2 separate regions of the Mus musculus genome follow, and region 1 is linked to region 2. Evidence: chromatin loops called from intact Hi-C (ENCODE). Cell type or tissue: left cerebral cortex. All regions are shown on one strand. Each heading gives the region's core, and the rest is flanking DNA. Links, peaks and the distances in the headings are about the cores only.

Region 1 (11,318 bases), core at 1,308-9,307, 140 kb after region 2:
TTCGTTTTATGTAAAGCTGTGATTTTTCCCATTTAGGACCTCCCATGTAAAACATTTTCCTCTGAAATGCTATATAACCCCATATTTGTTGTTACATCTCTGATTTCTTTCCTCAGAGAAGACTCTGAAATTTAGGGTGGGGAAGATGTTTGTCACACCCTACTGTATTTTCATGCCCCATGGAGTACTAGCTATATAGAGGGGGTCAGATAGATATTCCCGTGTAAATGAATTAACAAAGATACATCATTTTATGCATGCATTTGTTGTGTTTACTAATTAATTGCTTCTTTTTTAATTAAATATTTTATTTAATACTTATGCATATATAATGTATTTGGATTCAATCTACACCCCATTTGTTTCCATACACTTCCTTCCCTAATCCCCCTTTGTCTGCTATCTTTAAGTGCATTCTCATGTTCTCTCTCTCTCTCTCTCTCTCTCTGTATATATATATATATATATATATATATATATATATGTATATATATGTATACATATGTGTGTGTGTACATATGAGTGTGTTCCTCTCCCTCTTTCTTCCCCCTTATCTATCTCTCAATATACACTGAGTCCTTTTATTTATGAAAAAGAAATGTTAGCATTTTATTATTACCATAGATGCCCCCCTAGAACTACTACGTAGGTTGTGTATATTATGAGAGAAAACTCCAGGAGGGAGCCAGTGGTAGAATGAGGACACTTTGCTAAATACCGTGCTCTTCTTCTTGATAAAGAAAAGAACTATGACAAACCTGGAGTTGGAAGGATTGGCTCATCTGATACAAGGAACTGAGTTGGAAGAGTTGATTAAATAAGAGTGAGTCACTGGAGGTGTGACTTGTAAGTTATCAACTTGTCACTCGGTGAGCCGGTGAGCCATCATAAGCCCCGACGCTTCCCCGTCACACCTTGGATTGTCTTCTGGGCACTGGCTTCCTTCTCCTGCAGTGGGAATTAGGTGGGAAGCACAGTGGCCTACCACAGCTGACTGGTAACTGGTCAGTGACTTGGAGGAGAAAAGCGATTCCAGCCAAGAGTGGAGAGCCATGGAGCTTGGACTTTTCCTTCTTGTTTCTTCTTCTAGGCTTTTGTTTTGTTTTCCAACAATTTGATTTTCCTATTTGAGGATGAGGGGGCGAGTTAAGCTTTTGCTATTACCCTTTCCTTTGCATTACTGTCACCAATCAAACTCAGGGTCTCACACAAGTTTGCTGAACTGCTGCCAGAGACACAGCATTTAATGCCTCTGCTGTGTCTGACAGTGCCTTTCCCTCTATAAGTTGTTAAAGTGTGACACAAGAGTGAATGCTTTCTCTCACAACTTCTCATCCCTCCTGTTCCACGGCTGGCTTTGTGCACACAGTAGGGCTACAATAAACACTAACGATGAAACAGTAGCTCTTCCTGAGGGTAAGAAGCCAGGGTTGGGCTAGCTCCTGATTTCTGTGGCTTTTGTGTGTGTGTGTGTGTGTGTGTGTGTGTGTGTGTGTGTGCTAGTTTGACAGATAGAGGAAATTATTTTCTGGGCATGCAAGTTTATTTTGCCCTAGCCAAACATAGAAAGCTGTCATGTGAATATTTTTGAACCTCAAAACCAATTTTGGTTTAACTTTGGGCGGGTTGGTGGCTCCTATTTCTCCCACACCAGTCCACCCATCTCTTATTAGGACATATAATTCCAACTGTGCTGACTGTCTTAAAATTCGTGAACAGAGTGTCCTCTGGACAGTGTTCCATACACACGGTGCTTCTTTAAGGAGCTTGCTTGTAGCTTATAATTAAATTAAAGGATCAGCAGCTGCTGAAACCGAGGATAGCCTAGAGCAATGTTTATGAGCTTCTCAGGCAGGCGGCAGTCATGTCGGAGCTGCTATTGCCATGAGTCTTGCCGTTCCCAGCCGCCCTTCGCACGAATCCCTCGCTTAGCGTCGTCATCTGGTCATGCCACTTGACTTCAGCCCACTGTTTCCTCTTGGAACTGGCAAAAACAACCGTGCAGAGGAAAACATTTCACAAGAAAAGCCTCACAGACTTTTGATCTATAAGCCATAGATGACTTGGACCCATAGCACACGCACAGAGTGCTGCCTCTGGTATGGGTAGCCAGGGAAGGTGTCAAACAGCGGGAGCCTATGTGCATGCAAACTGTCTTTCTTTTCCTCATTTTACTCAATAAAAGATCTGAGATGATTTTAATATTTGTCTTCAGTATTATATACTACCTATATAATAATGGATTTCATTATGGCATTTCCATACATACTTAAAATAAATACTGATCATACTTACCCATCATCCTTTCCTGACCTTCTCCTCTTCCCAGCTAGACCTCATGTCTAATTGTGTGTCTGTGTGTGTGCCCATGAGTTTAGTTAAGGTTGTTTCAAGAGCATGGACTATGCCTCGTTGATGGAGCCCAGGCTTCTTGCCTGTGGTAGGCAGAAGATTAACTGAGCCTTCATGCCATGGGAACCATCTTAGTCCAAATTAACCTGGAACAGTTGTTCACCTCAGCACTGGGGTGCTTTCTTAATCCTGTTATCTAAGAGGATTTTACTCAGGGGTTAGCACAGAGTCTAGATCTATGCTTTGAATTGCAGTACTCAGTCAGACACCAGTGACAAATCCCAGGAAATTCATGCTACAAAGTAGTCACAGACCCCAAAGGCAGTCTGTCTATTGCTTCCGAGCTTTTAAGCTGGGGTGTCTATGGGTGGCTGTGTCAATAGGTGCATTACAGATGGGTTCCAGGGTGCTAAGATGCTGATCAATGAGACCCGGTGACAGGTTCTATGTTTACCAGCCCTCAGTCATCATTCTCTTCTGGACGTGAACTATCTTATCTATCACTTTAAGAGAGCAAGTTCTTAAGATATTATTTTTCATATGTTCCAGTGTGAATTAAATAATTTTGGGAAAATGCTGTTGGAACTCACCTCCCAAATTTATGAATGAAACACTCAGTCATTTCTATCAGATATAAGCTTGTATAAAGCTGAGTAAGGCTGTGTTCAGTCAGTTTGCGTTGTGGTGAGCTATCTTCAAGGTGACTTAAAGCCCTGCCAGGGAAAAGCCTATGGTAACTCACTCAGTGGATAGCAGGTAAGAGCTCTCAAGCAAGGTGTTTGTATTTGAAGCAACTTTTCTGAAATGAGTTAAAAGCCAATGCTGAGATACTATCAAAGGCGATCTATGCTGCTTCCTTTATATGTTCTCAGTGATCTCCAGCCAGTGTTACGCCTGAATCAGCTTGTCTCAAGTTTCCGTTCTGTGTTTGAGTTGTATATTTGGACAAATTATGGTTTCAAAAAATCAGGGTCTCCAGAAATGTGACGGCAGCTAAGAATCCTGCAGCGAAGGCTCAGAGGATGCCATGGAAGAGAAGACAGGAACGGGAAGATTGTGAAAACCAGAGGACCAGGAAATTTGCTGTCAGCTTGTGTCTCCTAGGAATGGCAGGGAAGCTTCACCCAGGATACCTCAACAACACGGCTGTGTAAACAAGGCCTGAGCAAGGATGACAGTGGTACACAGCCTAATGTGGGAGGAAGAGGTCTTACAGGACCCTAGCAAAAGCCAAGAGCGGGAGAAATAGTTTTTTCTAAGGTGGGGCCCCCTGATTGGTTACCCAATACCCAATGGTCAACCCTGAAATCATATATATAGAAGTAACACTAAACAGACTGGTCAGGTTGTACTTATACATTTACACATACACAATAACAAAAGCAACAACGGTTAAAAGAAAACAAAACATCTTTGAGTAGAAAGTTTGTGTATATGTGTGTGTTTGTTCGTGTGTGTGTGTGTACACACGCACGCGTGCACACAGGAATGCGCAAGGCAGTAGCTAAACAAGGACCTGTTTGAAGGTTACAGAGATCAAAGCCCAGGATCCGCTCACTATGAACGAAGACAGGGAAGAATCTGTGTATCACGCTGGGCCTGCGCAGATCAGAACTTAGCTGAGTCTCGCTTCTAGGCAGCCCAACCACTGGCTCGTTGGTTGCTTAATACATTAGTGGATGTGTTCCAGTTCCCAGCGGTCGGAGCTCCACATCACACAGTCCCTGTCCCATCTGGTGCTAATTGGCACCCTCGTTGGTAGTTTCCAATAGCAGAGCAAGAAAAATAAAAGGGACAGTCGTTCTATCCTTAGAAGCTGGGAGCCTAGTTCAGGCAGTGCTGGGTTTCAGATGAGCCCTGGACTCCAACCTTGTATGTAAATCAGTTGTTTAGAACCAACCGGGAACAAATTTTTCCAATGAAAGGCAAGCTTGCCTGGTGGCTCATTTTCCAGGTCGGCCCAGGTCACAAGAAGTGTTCAGGCCACGAAGAGTCTTTCTCATCTCCTAACAGACAATCCTGGGTGAACGGAGAAGATCAAGAAAATGGTGGTAGAGCCAGTACTGCATCTCGAGTCAGAAGGCTGGGCTAAACTAAGACAATTCCCAGGATTCATAGCACCAGGTTTCTTTAACTGAGCAGGAACCCAACCGGTAATAAATCCATTTTAGCTTTTTCCTGGTTACTGTTGATAGGACTAAATAAGATGATACATAGAGGACAGTTTAAAATACCCCGCCCCTAACATGGTAGAACCTGGGTTTCTCCTGTTGCCATCTATGCTAACGGCACCTCGTTGTAGTTTCTGCATGGGAACAAATGGGGCTGAGAGTCAATGACACAGGAAGCTAGACAGATGAGTCATACCAAGGGGGCTGGCGCCTTAGCCTGAGACTTCTGCCTTCTTGGTCAGGCCCTGGGACATGCTGCTCTTAGCCCTTCCTGCATCTTTCCCCTACAGACTGGCCTGATGCTTTTCTGTTAACAGGTGTTTGCAAACAGCACCTCTCACATCTTCCCCGTATATTACTAAGGATCCAACATCCTTCCTGCATCCCCATAAGGAACCCGATTGCTTGATCATAAGCAAAGGTGAAGTGAGTTAAGGCTCGTTCCTTCCTGCTCCTTCCCTGTTTCATAAGATCTAGATGAAAATAAGGGTCCAGATGTAACCTGAATCTATATTTAAATTGAAGAACAATGAAGTCTCACTCACACTCTAAGGAAGAAGCAGAGCCAGAGGGTTTCCTCTAGGCCCTTGTGCTGGAGCTCTGTGGTAAACAGACTTTAAGCCCTACGAGCCGGATGGAGCTACTTCCCACAGTTATGTTACAAAGCATCCCTGATCTCTGGCCACTTCCTGTTCAGCCTTCATCACCATGGTTCTGTGTTAATCACCAGTCTTTCCGCTAGCACCAGTTTTCCTATTATCCTCCTGCCTGTTCAGTTTAATGTAATGTTTATTATTAAACAGAACTTAGATGATGGTGTCTAGAGGGATGGCTCAGCAGTTAAGAGTGCTTATGGCTCTTGCAGAGGACCTGGGTTCAATTCCCAGCACCTGTATCAGTGACTCATAACTCCCTGCAATTCCAGTCCAATGCGTGTGCGCGCGCGCGCGCACACACACACACACACACACACACACACACACACACAGTACATATAAAGTCATGCAAATACTCACATAAATTTTTTAAAAAATAATAATTTAGAAAAGAAATGGGATGCTGGCTGACAAGTTCTATCATCAGGGAGGTGTTGTATGTATAGCTGCCATCTATATGAACCTCGGAGGAGGAGGCATGGGTTAGAGGTCAGGTACTAGGGATGTAGGGGGAGAAAAGATGAGTTTTACTGGGCCTGGGCACGGGGAGAAGAAATTGAAGAGAACATCCTGGAGGTAGCACCTCCTCTGCTAGACCTCAAAGAGAAAGAGTACAAAAGAGTAGTAAAGGGGAGAGGGTCTTGGAAGATAAGGAGATACCTGTGAGCACATTTTCAGGTTGATTATTACATATAATAAATGACTACAGGACCACTTTGCAGAAATATATGTCCCACCCCCAACAAATAAAGAGAATCTCCTAGATTTCTCTTGGAAAAGATGGCAAACATCCCATGAAGAATTTCTAGCAACCATCTTGTTAGGGATGTAGCTCAGGGCCAGAGCATTTATCTAGCGTGCATGAAGGCCAATGTTCGATCTTCAACACAGCCTCAAAAACTCCTGGAGATTCGAGGAGATGGTTCAGTATGTAAAAGAGTTGCTCTACAAGTGGGAAGACCCGAGTCTGAATCACTCAAGCCCAGGTAGAAGCTAGACACAGCAGCAGATGCTTGTAGTGTTGCTATCCCTCCAGCAAGATGGGAGGCAGAGACAGGAGGATCCCTGGGAACTCGTGGGCCAGGGAGACTGATATATACAATGGTCAGCAAATGAGAGACCCTGCTTCAAATAATGTAAACGGCAAGGACCAACATTTCTACACATCATAGTCACACAAATGAACATGTGCATATGTGCACACAGACAAATAGAGCAAACAGTAGAGACTTCTGTCCTTTTCTTTCTCTCCCCCTTTCTCTTCTTTCCCCACCCACCCACATTCTTTCCCTCTTTAGAAACTGGATCTAGAACAAGGACTGAACTCCTGAGGAAGAAGTCAAGACGTTAGTTCCTCAGTGAACACAGCAGCCCTGCAGTCAAGATGGCAGAGGGTCCCTGAAGTCCCTCGACACACAGCCCCTAGAGCAAAGGTTGCGGCCATGTGGTTCTACTTACTTAGAGCATAAACAGGCCATCCCATTTTAATTTAGAGGAAGAGAAAAACTGAGCTCTGGGCTTGTTAGGAACAGTGACTCACTTCTGAGCCTGCCTGTGCGGACATGCACAAACTCACTGTCTTGTGTTGACTGGTCAAGGACACGGGCTGGTTTTGGCTGAAGAACAAAAATCAGTAGACAGGGCAGTCAGGACATGACAGATGGACAGCTTGAAAATGACGGCTGTTCTGCTCTGGTCTGTTACACACATCAGTTAACATAGATGTGCTTCAAGCTCGGTATGCCCTTGGTGAAATTCTGGCCTTCCAGTGGGTCCATGTGGAGACTCCAAATGCTTCACTTGGCTTTCTGCTCTCCTCCCTCCCCTGTTTTCCTTCCTCACTCTTGCCCCTGTTTCTGTTTGTATGCCTTCCTTTGTCATTTCCCGCCATGTTTTCTTCATCTATTCCTAAGAGAAAAACAAGAGATTGTGCAAACTTTTCTGTTATGAATTTAATTCTAATGCTGCTTCTAATTCTTAAGAAGTCATATTAAAAATAAATACAAGAGCTGACATTTCTAGACAAACAGACATGTGTGTGTGTGTGTGTGTGTGTGTGTGTGTGTGTGTGCGCGCGCCTGTGTTTGGCATGGTGGTGCGTCCCTATTTATATATATTTGTGGAGGTCAGATTTTGGTACTTTTATAGAAGGTCTCTTGTTTACCACTGCAAATGTCAGGCTAGCTGGTCTTCTATGTTCTGAGGGTCTCCTGTTCCTACCTCAGGTTGTATCTTACTGTGTGTGCTACTACACATTGTTTGACTTCGGTCTGGAGATTTGAACTCAGATCTTCAAGCTTGTGCCACACACACTTTAGCCACTGAGCCATCTTACCTGCCTGATTGCTCCTTGCAACTCACTCTGAGTTCCGCTAACATGAAACATTCACCAGTCAATATTTCATGGCCTCATAAATTGAAAGCCTTTGCTTGTAGGATGTCTTGCCCTGCATTTTAATATGGCAACCATTAAGTTGTATCTTACCACATCGGGCACAGCACTTCTTAAATCCGTGTGGTTGATGCTCTTCTACACAGGACCCCTGCTCACCTGCTATGCAGATTTGGCAGTTTTACTCCTTGGCCTTCTGGTTTGCAGGCTCCTAGTAGTATCTGCTAATGTTGAGATGAGAATGAAGCCTTCTGTAGGGCCACTTTATGTCACTGCTGAGACCTGCACCTACTGCTGTTCAGTAGATGTAGTGCCTCTTCCTGGTCGAGTATCTTACTCAAAACAGGAGCAGGCATTGTAGCGGCAGAGGCCAGGCTCGGTGGTTTAATAAGCCACATCTATATGGGTACTGCTCTTTTTCTGGATGATACTGCTGGGGGGGTGGGGTGGGCAAAGGAGAGCTGCTATTTTATGAAGCAGAAGAACTATTTCAGCATTTACTTAGAACTTTTCATGATGCCCTGCCGAGCGTGGGTGAAGCTGGGCAGAAGCCTCACCCTGGCTGTGTTGAGAATCGTCTTTTTTAATCCCATGACTAAAGTCCTTTGACTGAGTCAACCTCATCATTACTGGATCATTTTGGTATGAGGAACAGTTTCCTCCAGAAATATCCTCAGTCTTCACGCAAACAATTCTGGGGACTGACAATCTCCTTTTGCCTGATGTCCCTCGACACATCTGAATTTCTTTCAGTCTCAAGCTGGGGCCTTTATTGTATTTGAATTGAAAAAAATTGAGCAAAGTTTAAATTATTGACATTTTTTTTATGTTTCAAGAGTGTGGCCTCTGCCACTGTACACATTTCTTCCTTTGTGACAGCCCAATGTGACTTGGAGGTGTGCTTTAACACAGCTCACTCTGATTACAGCCAGTGTCTGCTTCTAGGAGGCAGTGTTCTCAGCTGCAGATCCTGTGTTCTGTTCTTTTGCTCTCCATAATGTCCTGAGAAATTATGCTCATAAATTAGGATTTTGAATGAAGCAGAGATATCTAAGAGTGTTGCCAATGCTTTGAATAAATTAATTAGAACTAAAGAAAATTGGAATTATGAAAGATAGCGGAAAGGGAAATATACCCCTTGGGCCACCATAACTCCATGAGCTCAGGACATGAAGATATGTCCCTCCCAAGTTGCCACAGAGTCAGACCTTATAGTGTAATTTAAAGTCCACCAAGGGAGTTGGGTTTCCTGCTTTATGTCTATCGCTGGGTCACATTTTCGTGATTTAATACCCAGACAAACAATTTCAAAATATAATAATAATCATAGGGAGGGAGCACGAGACATCGGAAAGACTGTAATTATACAGAATCTGGAAGGATTAGAACATTTGAGTTTGCTTAATGTTATGGTTAATTACTGGTTAGTCAGAGAAGCATTCTTATTTCAACACTTTTGAATAATACTCACAAAATGCCCTTAGCAAAGTCTATGTAGTAAACAGAATGCAGACTCTCTTTGATGTCTGAGAGGTTTTTCTTAGAGCCTTTAGGTCAATACTGCAAGCATACATTTTCACTTAAGTATTAGTAGGTAAGATGTCTCAGGGATCTGGCTGTTGCCTGAACTGGCTGCTGTATTCTTTTGAGTAGTTTAGATAAATCTTTCATCTCAGCTTAATGTTTTTTGATTGCCTTTCCTTGAGTATCCCACACTCTAGATTAAGTGGGGGATACTTTTATGTCTGAAAACTACATGTAAGGAATAGGAAATTTAGAGAAATATCACTCCCAGATTATTCTCTTTTTTTTTTCAGCCAAAACTTTGCAACATACCCATTTTCTACTTGTATTTTCATAGCGTTCACTGATTTCCCCCTATATCCTAATAATTTAATAATTTAAGCCCCTGCAAGAATCACCATTTAGACTAAGAAAACACCTATGACTTAGAAAAGCACACAGAGAGTAAAGAATTTTTAGATTTTTCTAAAGTATTCTCTTTATGTTTCTTCAGTCTTCAAAGCCCAAGGTATCCTTTTTTCAAAAATCACATTCTGTTTGTTTATATGGCCCATATTATCCTAAATTTATAGCATTTAAGTCAGATTTCCATGGTGGACTGAATCCCTGTATTTACTTATTGTGTTGTAGAAATCTTTTAGAATGACTGGGAAAGCTGAGGATGTACATCAGAAACTAACACACTCTTACCCCTTCTGTTCCTTCTCATTTCATTTTATTTCATAGTTTTGAAAGAGGGTGTCATTTAGCTGAGGCTGGCTTTGAACTCACCGTGAGGATAGGAGTGACCATAAGCTCCTGATCCTCCTGGCACAACTTTCCAAGTCCTAGGATTAAAAGTGTGTGCAAAGCAGCAGCAGCAACAGCAACAACAACAACAACAACAACAACAACAACAACAACAACAACAACTGTCCAGGGCAGGCCAACTAGCAGAAAATTGGTTTAAGTCCCTTTTTAGGCTTACCCGGTACTCTGTGTGGAGTTCTCAAATTCTACTCTACAACTTAAGGAGCTTTTCTGATCGTTGCATGAGATCTAGTAGAAGACAGAGCTTCAATGCGTATGCACAGTAGAGAGAAAGGATGCTTGTTACGTATGCACAGCAGAGAAAAGGGCTTTTTTATTCATGATTCCCTAAGCCCCAGAGTCTCAAAGAGATCTGCAGTGGTGCAAGGGATGCTGTGGACTCACAAGCCAGCATCACAGCTGAGAGACTGAACTTATGAAGTTCCGATCTTTTATGGGTGGCCAATAAGTCCTGAGGACTTTTGACGGAGTGTAGCATTCCCTTTATTCTCTTGGACAAACAAACTTGTGTTATTTCTCCAGAAGGCAGTGTCTGTGTTTCCCAAGGTTGTTCAGTACACAGACCAAAGAAGATGTATAGAAACAGGACATGCCCAAGTAGAATTTTCTCCCTACAATGACGTAATTCTATAAGAATGTGCATATGATGTGCATGCATGAGTGAGTGTGTGTGTGTGTGTGTGTGTGTGTGTGTGTATACATTCACATATTTATGGGAACACCTGTGTGTGCAGGTATATCTGGACCTGGTCCTGTGTATGTGGAAGCCAGAGGTTATCAGTGAGTTTCTTCTTCCTCCTTCTTTACCTCATATACTGAGGAAAGGTACCTTACTTGAACACAGAGATATCAGATTTGGCTAGCCTTCCCAGCTGGCTTACTCCAGGGGTCACAAGTAGGCTTCCATGCCTTCTGGCTATACGTGGATGCTACAGTCTGAACTCCATCCATCATCCTTGCATGGCCGGCACTTCATCCCCTGAGCTGTCTTCCAAGCCCCTTAGTAGTTATTATTTAAAGGCGAATTATTTCACTTTTAAGTAATTTAAACTCATATATTTTTCTATAGTCTATAGTTTATGAATTAATTCAAACATTACTCAGGTTTCTGGTTCCAAGACTTCATTTTTTTATTCTTCTCAAGTCTCCAGTCTCCAAAACAATGTAATTTTGTGCCAAACATTGTGACTTCTGAAAGTGATGGGTCCCATCTGTGATGGAGGTCCTTTAGGATTATAATGAAGCTGAGAAGTTCCGTAGCCCCACAAAGTTGGACCAATCTTTCTTTATTTGTATTCTTTTTTTTTAATTGATGCAAATTCATTGTACATACTGGTGAGTTTCTTAAGGTCATTTTTTTTCCATTTTTTATTAGGTATTCAGCTCATTTACATTTCCAATGCTATACCAAAA
Region 2 (11,318 bases), core at 1,149-9,148:
AGTGTTTTTAAATTTCCTTTATTTTTTGAGAGTTTCATACCTGTACACAATGAAATGTGATCACATCTTTCACCCCAATATCTCCCCAGCCCAACTCCTCCCAACTCCTGTTTTTAGCTTGTGGCAATCAGCCTAGTTAGTGCCCCCCATAAATGCACAGGTGTGGGGCCATGCACTGGGGAAGAGTACTAGTGACCATGTCCCCAATAAGAATGATTCCTTTTCACTTAGAGCAGCACCGATCATTGCCACTGCCTTCCCAGTGTGGAGCTGTGCCTGGAGGTTACACAATCATCTATGCTGAGAGTTTGCCTGGCTTACTCTTTGCAGCTCTAGTGCTGACGACCACACCTGCTGGGAGATGGTGATGGTGATGGTGATGGAGATGATGATGGTTATGGTGAATGTGATGGTGATGGTGATGGTGATGGTGATGGAGATGGTGATGGAGATGGTGATGGTGATGGTGATGGTGATGGAGATGGAGATGGAGATGGTGATGGTGATGGTGATGGTGATGGTGATGGAGATGGTGATGGTGATGGTGATGGTGATGGTGATGGTGATGGTGATGGCCACACCATGTTCAGAGGACAGCGCTTTACAACACTCCTCCCCAACGTCTTTTTAGTCTCTGCTTCCTGGATGTCCCCTGAGCTGGGGTCCTGGTTCAGTCAGACTGAATCTACTGCCTCTTCTCTCTGCACTGGTACCAATGTGTTGATTTCCTCGCAAACATTGGACAGACCCTTTCATTGAAAGGATGCAACTGTGTTTGGAAGGACCTTTAAAAAGCAGTAATGATCACTTAAGTTTCTTTTTAAATATATCTATCAGTTATTAGTGTATTCAGTTTTGTTAGCCTTTGGAACCAAGTTCAATAAATCCTGCCCCCCCCCCAAAAAAACAACTATTAAGGAGGTTTAACTTTTAGCCCTGTACTTAGTATTCTTTTAGAGATCTTCAAAACAACTCAACTTCATACATGTAAGATTTTAGAGTGATTTTTTTTCTCTCCTGGTTCTGAATGTCTTTAAAATGTGTCCTTGATTCTATCGTCTGTTGCTTTGAGACAAATGACTTCAGCACTTAGAAGCTTTAATGCAACTGATATTATTATTGTATGCACTCTCAAAGCCCAAGGGATCTGGAGGCAACTTAACTGGCTGGTGCTGTCTCTGAGTCCTTCACGAAGCTCCACTAACTGAGTCTCACTTTACCAATTCTGTCATGGTTGCATGGAGCATTTTGGTGGGCTTGAACCTCTTATCTTTAAAAGGATTGGTAAGGATATCACAGGGTGGTTTCTGGGAGACACCTGACAAGACAGCAATTGGTAAAGTGTGTGTCCACAGGACAGGGTTGCAAGAAGTTAAAGTAGTGTCTTGTGGGATTTCCAGAAACTGTTTGGGAGAGCACTGAGACCCTGTCCAAGGCCATACAGGGAAAAGCAATTGAATCCGCCATGTTTGATTAGTTCCATATAGCCCCTAGGACAAGTAATCAGACCACAGAGCATTTGTCACATCCTAGGACCAGTTCAGACATGGAGGCTGTAATCATCTCACCAACTCCCCTTCTGATTTCCCAAACCAGTACAATCATTGCTCCCTGAAAGTATGTGGGGCTGTGGATCCAAGGGCACAAGTGTGGTGCACCTGAGTCCCCACTTAGGAAAAGCCATGTTGTCCCTAGATCCTCAGCATGCAGTGGCACAGGTCTCTGGTACTCTACCCTTACAGGGGTGTCTCAGCTGTAAACAGCTGCTTTAACTTAGGTCACCTCCCTCTGTGGGTGGTACTGCACACAATGATTGATAGAAGCTGAGGCCAATGGAATTCGGAGCTTTGGCAGGTGCTGGTGGAGTCAGCTAAGATGCGCAGGTCTAGCATAACCCACCATCTTCTGCACTGGCCTACTGTGGAGGGAGAGCTGGGTTTGGGGAAAGGGAGGCAGGGTGATTGGCACTATGAAAGGAGTCAGTTGGCCGAAAGACAGACAGACAATCTTTCTTTTGTTACAGAGCATATATGGGAAAAGCATCAGCTTCCTCATGTGTGTGCGTGGGTGGGGAGGGAGGCTGGTACTATGTAAATGAGCCATGAAGTCTCAGGACATTTCTGGCTAGGGGATTTTTAGTTTCAGACCTGTGCGGCTCTCTAGCCCACGTTGTTCTCACTAATGCTTTTTCCGTTTTGTTTGTCAATGATTTTTAAAGATTATAATATAATTGCATGTTTTCTCCCTTCCCTTTTCTCCCTCCAAACTCTCCCATGCATCATCTCCCATACTCTCTTTCAATTCATGGTCTCCTTTTCTTTAATTGTTACAGACACCACACACACACACACACACACACACACACACTCCTAAATATATAAATGCAACTTTCTCAGTCCAATGTTACTTGTATGTATGTATTTTTAGGGCTCACCATTTGGTTAACCCTCCTCTCAATATCCTTTCAGTTGCCTGCAGGGTTTTGGTTTTGTTTGGCTTGGTTTAGTTTAGAGTCACGGTCCCCTAAGATTCCCCTCTTCTATATTACATTGGTGTCATCCTTGTTCACATCATGTTTAGGAGAGATTTTATGTGGGTAGCTTCTGAAATCCCTAAGAGACACAGTCTCACGGCAAATTCACTGCTCCTCTGGCTCTCAAAATCTTACCACCTTCTCTTCCAAATGCTCACCAAGTCTTAGGTTCAGGATCTGTGTTGTAGATGTATCAATTAGGACCAGGCTCCATGGCTCTAGATTGATCATTTGTGGCTTTCTGTAACGACCCCTCCTCTTGAGAAGAGACAGTTGCTTGATGAGGGGTAAGAGTTACACTTACCTGTGGTTAGAAGGACAAGCATTTAGAACCTAGTTGGGGTTATGCTGGTTTAGGAAGCTGGCAGTTGTGGGTTCTCTTCCAAGGTCTATGATTTCAGTAGCATGAAGTACTTGGCTAGGTTTCCAGTATCAGGCGTGATTTACCTGTTGTTGAGTGGGACTCAAATCAAATTCTTGAGCTATTTGTAACTGTCAAGGTGTGCGTGCCACTATTACATGCTTAAGGTTATTGTGCTATGCTGGTCATTGCTGGTTACAAACTGTCTCACTGTCTCTGTTTCCATTACTCTCCTTTGTCTCTGATACAATTCGTTTTTTGTTCCAGAATACAAGAACCTGGAAATGTCATCTAGTGCCCTTTGAGTGCAGATCTGGGTATATAAATCTTTCATTCCCTTTCCTCATCAGTATTGAACATGTAAACACATAAAAGACTCCATGTTAGTACAGTCATTGGAGAACCCAGCCCATGCCAGTACTCTGTAAGACTATGGGGGCATTTTTGTGTGATTAATCATAGAAAAGAGTATGAAAGTTTCAGATTTTTCTCCTTAGCACACATAGTATTCTGAGAAAGGGATTAACGTGATTAAAGATGGTGGCCAAGAAATACGATTCTTGTTTTGTTGGAAGGCCTGGAAGTACAAGAGGCTAAAATATAAAACAGATTGGAAGTCTGTTCTGGGAGTCTAGGAATTAAATCCACAGTCTGTTGGGGTTGCTGTTGGAGAAGAAAAAATGTGATTGATTTTCAAAAGAGACTTCAAGATATCTGATGTCCACTTGGATGCAGATATGAAGAAGAGTTAGTGAGAGGAATACACCAGGGTTAGAACCAAAGTCCTGAAGTGTGTCCTTGATGGTAAAGGACAGAATGGAAAGGTCTAATGATGGTAAGTTCCTGCATCTCTAGTTTAAATTGGAGACAGATCTGTGCTTTAGTTTCATTTCTGTTGCACTGATAAAATATTCTGACAAAAATCAGTGGAAGGAAAGAAGGGTTTATCCAGCTTCCAGGTAAAGGTTATACTCCTTGGTAGCAGTAAAGACAAGGTGGTAGAGACTCAAAGTATCTTATCACATCATATCCACTGTCAAGAGCATAGAGAAAGACTTGCAATCTTTGCTAGCTAGCTAGCTAGCTTTCTTCACTCTTATACAGTTCAGGGTCCAACCTAGGGAATGATGAAACGTATGTTATCCTATATTAATTAATAATCATATTAGTCCTTCACAGGTATGACCACCTATGAGTTAACTTGATCTTGGTAATTCCTCATTAAGATTCTCTTCCCAGGTGATTGTAGATTGGATGTTAATGACAATGGCTGGCTGTGGGTAGCTGCATCTGTTCTGGTTTACTGTAGGAGAAAGCTTCTCTGATGATGAGTGAATAAGGCACTGATGTATGAGTAAAGCAGAATATCATTAGGAGTCATTTTATTGATACTTTTTTTTTGATCAGTAGTGTTTGGTTTTACCCTAGGTCTCTAGGTTATCTGGTCTCTGGTTCTTGGTCACCCAATCAGGGTCAGGTTCTGTCTCATGGAGGCCTTCAGTCCAATCAGACATTGGTTGGTCACTCCCACAAGTTTTGTGTCATCACTGCTCTAGCATATCTTTCAGGGAGGACAGATTGTAGGTCAAAGGTGTTATGACTGGATGGTGTTTATGTTTATCCTTTGGTAGCCTGCAGAATATCTTCCTGCATCAAAGACACCAGAACATATGGGTGAAGACTTCAGGTAGGCAGAGACCTTGGAACACAAAGCTCTATGGGATATATCCATCAAATCCCTCCACTCAGAGCTCAGGGAACCTCAAAAAAGAGGAGGCAGAAAGAGTATACAAGCCAGACAGGATAGAGGGTACCAGTCGAACAAGTCCCAATCAATCATCTAAGCAAGGCTCATGTGAATTCACAGATTCAAGCAGCAAGCACAGGGCCTACATGGGTCTGCACCAGGTCCTCTGTATATACAAAATAGCTTCCAGTTTAGTATTTTTTATAGGATTCCCCAGTGTGTGATAAGTGGGTTTCTGATTCTTGTTCTTGCTCTCCAGACTGTTCTCCTTCTGTTGGGTTGCCTTGTCCAGCCTTAATGTGATGGATTTTGCTTTATCTTATTATATCTTATTGTCTCATTGAAAAAAATTCCCTCCCCCAAAAGAAAGAAAAACATTTAAAAAGGCACAGAACTGTACATGGCTCACAGTCTATAATCCCTGACCATACAAACTGAAATAGGAAGGCTAGAAGTTTGGAGGCCAACCTAGGCTACATCGTGAAACCTGGTCTCAAACAAACAGCAAACATTGTCCACCATAAGTATTAGTAGGGATGTAGCACAACCAGAGTTCATAAGCCAGGGAACCATTTGTCAGTCCCTTAAAAGTTAAAAACCTATATGCCATACAGCTCAGCCTTCCAGGCCCTTGGGGTTTCCCCAAGAGAAATGCAAACACACACACCAGCAATGACATAGATGGGAATGCCCACAGCAGCTTTGTTTGCAATTTTAAAGAACTAGAGAGAGCCCAGTGTTAATCTACAGATATGTGAATCACCCTGCATCCATGCAAATGACTACTATTTAGAAATGAAAAAGTAGAAATAAACTAGGCAGTGCATTATGGAAGTATAAAAGGCTTTAAGAGGGGTTGTTTAGTTCTGCGAATGGCTGTGTAAACCAGCTTAAAGGCATCAGGCCCAAGGTAAAAAGGGCTGAGCTCCATCTACAAGCCAAGAAAACAAGCTCCTGGCTTGGCTGACATATGTGAACTCGGAGGGGGCTGTCTTCATTTTCTAAAATCAGTCACTCTCTACAGGGAAGGTTATGATACTCATACCTGGTCCCCGAGGAGTCCCTTGCTGTCTGACAGTCAGTGCTTGAATACTATTGGTATGTTATATTCTAGTCTACAGTGAGTGTACTTTTAACTACATCCACAATCACCAGGCCCTAAACCCAAAATGTCTCAAACTTCAAAACTTTTAAAGTATCAATATGATGTCATGAGTGGAAGTTCCACACCTGTTAGATGGGAATCAAAACACAGATGAACTGGAAACACTGCACACATACCCCCAGGATGTTCGTTCCAGGAATATACGAGACATAAATGACTTTTTTTTTTCCGTATGTATAAAATTATCAAATCTGAAGGTGTCTGAAGTGCAGAGCATTCCTGTCTTTAAGCATTCTGCACAAGGCATACTAAGCCTGTATCACCACACTTCAGTCCTGTGGATCTGTTGCTATTACTGTACAGAACATAAATAATTCAGTTAACTTACACACCAGAGAGATACTTCAGTGAGTAGCAATGCTTGCTGTGTGGACACGAGGGCCTATGTTTGGTTCCCCAGCACCCACACAGGAAGCTGCACCAGCTGTCATGACTGCCTGTACTGTTGGTTATAGTAGAACCACTTTATGCTTATTCCCGACCAGTTTACAAATAAATGAAACTCAGACTCTGGCTATTTTATTTGGCTTTGACAAGTACTGAGGGTTACTCCTAATTTACTCTTCTAATTGCTGGCTTGGCTACTTCCTCATTGGTGTACCCCAGATACTTGCTGTTTCTCTTGGCCATGTTCTCATGGTTCCTCTCCCTTCACGGTGTCTTCCTTCTTGCTTCCTTCTTCCTATTTCTCCTCTTGGTCCCTCTTCCTCCAACCAGGTCACTCCAAACCCACCTACCTCTAATCCCTCCAGTTGGCTGTTGTCAATTTATTTAACCAATAGTATTAAAACAAGGAACAGGTTTGCACAACAAAAGCTTGTATACAAGAGAAGCCACTCTTAGACCTAGACCTTGAGGTGTAGAATTTAGCATTTCAGTACATAACAATAGAAGAAAGCTGAACAAATGCTGATTGGGGTGGTCACAGGCAAGAGAATCACCAGGGCTTGCTGGTTGCCATCATAACTCAAACACAGGAGCTCCATGCTCAGAGAGTGAGACTTCCTCCAAGGAAGCAGAGAGCATTTCCTCTAGCCTTTGCATGCACACAGGCACACACACACACACACACACACACACACACACACACACACAAATTAACTTGCATAAATTAAAGTCCATCTGATGTGTCTTATGCGCAAGTGTCATCTACAAAACATGTTTTTAAAAAAATAATTTTCTCCCTAGTAATTTTAATGTTTTCACCCGGTAACAACTCATCCTTGTTAAATGGATACAGGAATGAAATCTCTGGACATCTCAGTTTGATTGTGTTGATTTGGAAAACTCAGAAGAGCACAAAGGAAGGTAATATAGTTAGCAATATCATCCTCAAATCATGACTGCAATTAGGGATTTTTACAAATGTGTCCAAGCTTTGTTCTACAAATCAAACTCTGCTGACTTCCTTTGACCTTGGTGGTCACATTATCTGACACTTTCTGACATACAGAGGCTTGGCTAGGGCATATATTTAAAACAACTATTAAAAAAAGTCTTAAAAAGGAGGCGTATGAAGGTAAACATTCTTGCTATAGGCTCAGGATTGCTACATCTTGGTCTCTGACAATATCTATGCAATAGGTTTTGCAACATGGTGGGAGACTTCATTCTATGCAGCAGAAGGACCCCCACAGCAGGTCCAGCCTTCATGTAGATGACTTCATTTAACCCACACTAGGATTTCCCAAGCCCTCTCCTGTTATCTCCCTGTTTCTAATTACAGAAGTGTTAGAAGAGAGGCTGAGCCTCTCAGCTGAAGCAGTCCATCCGCTAATGAGTGTGCTTTGAAAAATGGCCTGCCGCTGACACTCATCAGCCCTGTCTGTCTGTCTCGGCCACCCTCATCTCCATGACTGTTGCCTCAGCCCTGGCCTGCCTGGAACAGCCACAGCAAGAAACATCATGTCTTGGTCTTAAATACCTCGCTGAGATGATCCTCAGAGTGGAGTCCAAAATAGCTACTGTGGCCTGCAAGGCTCTGTGTGGTCTGCTCCCTCCCTCTGGTTCTCATCTCTTCAATCCCCTGGATTTCTTCCACCTGCTCCTTTCTCATTCCTGTCTTCAGCATAACCACTGTCTACACACATCTGACGTGCTGCTACCTCAGGACCTTTGCTCCCACCCAGTTTTGTTTGCCTGGGATCTATCTCTTAGTTTATCTCTTCCCTGGTCACTGAATACAAAAAACAGTCCCTTCCACACAGAAATATGAAAGGTGCTATTTGTACTGAGGCGTGTGAACAGCAGGAGACAAGAAAGGAGTGTGTGTGTGTGTGTAAATATGATCATGGCAAAAGGATATGTGTAGATGGAACTGTCATAATGACATCCTTTATTTTGTATAGGAACTAACAATTTTAATTAAAAACCAGACGGCCCCTTTGTCTTACTGTCCCTTACTTCTTTGTGTAACACTCATTAGCAGCTGACATCTATTGTCTAGTTCCTCCTCTGTTCATTTCCTATTGTTTCTGATATGAATGAGAACTATGGGAGGGTGGGTGAAGAGCACTCTATGGATTATAGTATCCCTGCCTTTACATAGATCTTGGCTCTTTGAGGAGCATGGGTTCATGAGGGACAGGAGGGAAGGCAACCGAGTTCCTGCTCAGATCTGATCCTCCTCTCAGTTCTACTCCATAACTCACGCCCAGCTATTCCCCTGCTTATCCTGGCTCTTAAGAGCAACTTTGAAATAGAATGCTGAAGCACCCATGGGGCCAGAGGCATCCCAGCCCTCCCTGTGTGTTGGCTTCTTGATGAGATTGGTGCAGTGCAACTAAGCTGAAATTGGAGCCTTTCCACAGAAGCTGCCTCTGCATTTCCTCCTTAGTCCCAGGGAAGGAGAGAAAGCCCCTGGGCTGAGGGTGTAGCTCACTGGCTTGGCACAGGTGAGACCTGAGTCTGAGTCCATCATCTTCACGACTGCTGGGGAGCGGGGGATAGTTCTCAGTGTGCAGCCGCTGTGATAGTACATTTGTCAGAAAGGGGCCAGGAGACTCCTGGAAACAGATAAGGACCTGGCTTCAGGTCAGAGGACCCCCTCTGGGCTGTGAGACTTAGAAAGGGTTTTGTTTTATTTTCCTTTAAACTCCTTTGAGGCCTGGCTAGCCTATTCCTAAAATGAGGTAAGGATCTACTCCCTTGGGGCCATAGTAGTGTCGGGCATTGCCGAGGACCTGCTTTTTAGGGTTTTAGACACAGTGCTGGAGGAACCATCCCTGAGTTCAAAGTGGCAAAACGCAGTGAGAGCTCAGGAATGAACGCTAGGTCAAGGGACATGGTCGATACATGACAGGGACTGTGGCGCTCAGCACCCATACCTCTGTAGTATCTATCAGGAAGTGACATCAGTGGTGCAGATATTGGTCCTGAATGGCTGGACCTCACCCCATAGGGCAACACAGAGAACTCACGTGATGTCAGTCAGAGGCAAGTGAAGCAGCCGTCCTCACAGCACCTCCCCCTTTCTGCTCCTCCTTTGCCTCCTTCCCTATGCATCCTTCCTGGCTATCAGTGCTTCCTTCATTCTTATGTGTCTATGAGACTCATAATTCCAGATGTGCACTGTTTTAGCGGGGCTGAGACATCAGAACAATAGCAATACTTCTGTGCATCTCTAAGCATGCACATGGAAAGAGCTGTATTTGACTTTCACATTGTCTCACTTACTGTTAGTTCATGCCCTCGGAGGTCAGTGTTGTGACCATTACAGCTGAGGAAGGTGTTAGGCTGGGAAGAGAGCACTTGCTGTGCTAGCATGAGAACCTGGGGTCAATCTTTATGTTTGTAAGCTCATCGGGGAGGGAGGTAGAAATAGGCAGGTCCCCTGGGCTCTTTAGCCATTCAGCATAGCCTAGTTGGTTGAGCCTCAGTCTCCATCTTAAAGAACAAGGTGGACAATGACTGACAATGCTGTCCAATCAACGTTTTCCTCTGTCAGTCACACGAATGCCCATGTACCTGTGCACACATAGATGCACACTCATGTGCTCTCTCTCTCTCATATACAAATAGCTGGAAAAAACAAGACATAGTAGAAAGAATAACTTGTTCATAGTCTCCCAACTCATAAGTGATGGAAAGGGGATTCGAACCCAGGATTCTGTGACTCCAAGACACTTCTTCCTAAGACCTAGGATCTAAAAGATGAAATCAATATAATTTACTGCTGTGTGCAGTGAGGGATGAGGGGCTGACAGGGGAGAAAGGGTCTTTAGTAACTTCCTGGTTTCTGATTTGGGTGGTCTAGTCTGTTGGACAGAAAGCAGTGCCTTACCCTGGATGACAACATTCTGACTCTTACGAGTTTGTAATTAGTGTCAGAGTCAATCTTCCTCTCTTTTCTTTTCTTTTCTTTTCTTTTCTTTTCTTTTCTTTTCTTTTCTTTTCTTTTCTTTTCTTTCTTCCTTCCTTCCTTCCTTCCTTCCTTTCTTTCTTTCTTTCTTTCTTTCTTTCTTTCTTTCTTTCTTTCTTTCTTTCTCCCTTTCTTTCTTTCTTTCTCCCTTTCTTTCTTTCTTTCTCCCTCTCTCTCTCTCTCTCCCTCCCTCCGTCTTTCCCTCCCTCCCTCCCTCCCTCCCTCCCCCGCTCCCCCCTCTCTCTCTCTTTCTTTCTTTCTTTCTCTCTTTCTTTCTTTCTTTCTTTCTTTCTTTCTTTCTTTCTTTCTTTCTCTCTTTCTCTCTTTCTCTCTTTCTCTCTTTCTTTCTCCCTTTCTCTTTAGTTACAGAAAATCTTATTTTAATTGTTCACTGGCTTCTGCCTATAATAAATTAGCTAAATTGTGAACAAGAGGTATTTGAAACTGTCTTGAACTCCGAGTAGCCACATATTAAGCTAATGAGGGAACAGCGGTGCCTGTTACCTTTGATACCTTTGATTCCCCCAGAGTCGCTTTCCCAATGGTCACTGGGTATCACATTAAGGCACCGAAAGCTATTAGGCGGTGGTAACCAAAGCCTGAAAAGGAGACAAGACAAGCAGGCTCGAGGAGCCCTGCCCTAGTAAGGAGAGAGAAGTCTGGTTCTGGTTACTGATAATTACAGATAAGCTGGAGCCTACAGTCGTTTTCTGACCGCAAACTCAAATCAATCAATTAAAGACTGCATGGAGCCGCACCACGGCTAATCAGTCCCAGGCAGGTCTGGATGATGCATGGAGCCCCACCTCTACCCTGGCATGGCTGCTGAGTTCCATCTGCTGTTCTGACAGTCAGTCACCCACACACCTCATTTCACACTCTGGTTAATCAAGACTTCTGTCCGCAGTCCCAGCCTTCTGTACTCTGCCTGTGATCATGGGTCTTGTGCGTTAAGTTTGATGACTGAATCATCAGGTCTTTGTCTGGACCCTGGCACTGAAAAACTAATGTACATACTTAGTACCTAGAAAGAAAAGCCATCATCTCCGAGCCTTCTGTTCATTGTGTTGGCTGACCATGATACAGATGAAGAAGGGCTTGTGGAGGTGGGTGACGGTGACTCTACGGAGTGTAGAAGCCACTAGAGAAGTA

The links. Peaks named below come from ENCODE experiments on the same cell type or tissue, not always from the same donor. Only the 100,000 strongest peaks of a DNase experiment are listed, where the experiment ranks them.
Region 1: a loop joins it to region 2, with 2.0 times the contacts of the local background. A loop is called at or near these places in 1 of 42 quality-filtered maps.

Annotation. Positions count from the first base shown.
Region 1 is chr1:185,862,086-185,873,403 of GRCm38, forward strand. No RefSeq gene overlaps it. Among named protein-coding and RNA genes, the nearest start is that of Gm35023, 250 kb to the left of the region's middle. In left cerebral cortex, for the core only: no CTCF peak of the experiment used is centred there; DNase peaks (open chromatin) are centred at 4,716 and 8,070.
Region 2 is chr1:185,720,342-185,731,659 of GRCm38, forward strand. No RefSeq gene overlaps it. Among named protein-coding and RNA genes, the nearest start is that of Gm35023, 110 kb to the left of the region's middle. In left cerebral cortex, for the core only: no CTCF peak of the experiment used is centred there; DNase peaks (open chromatin) are centred at 5,437 and 6,194.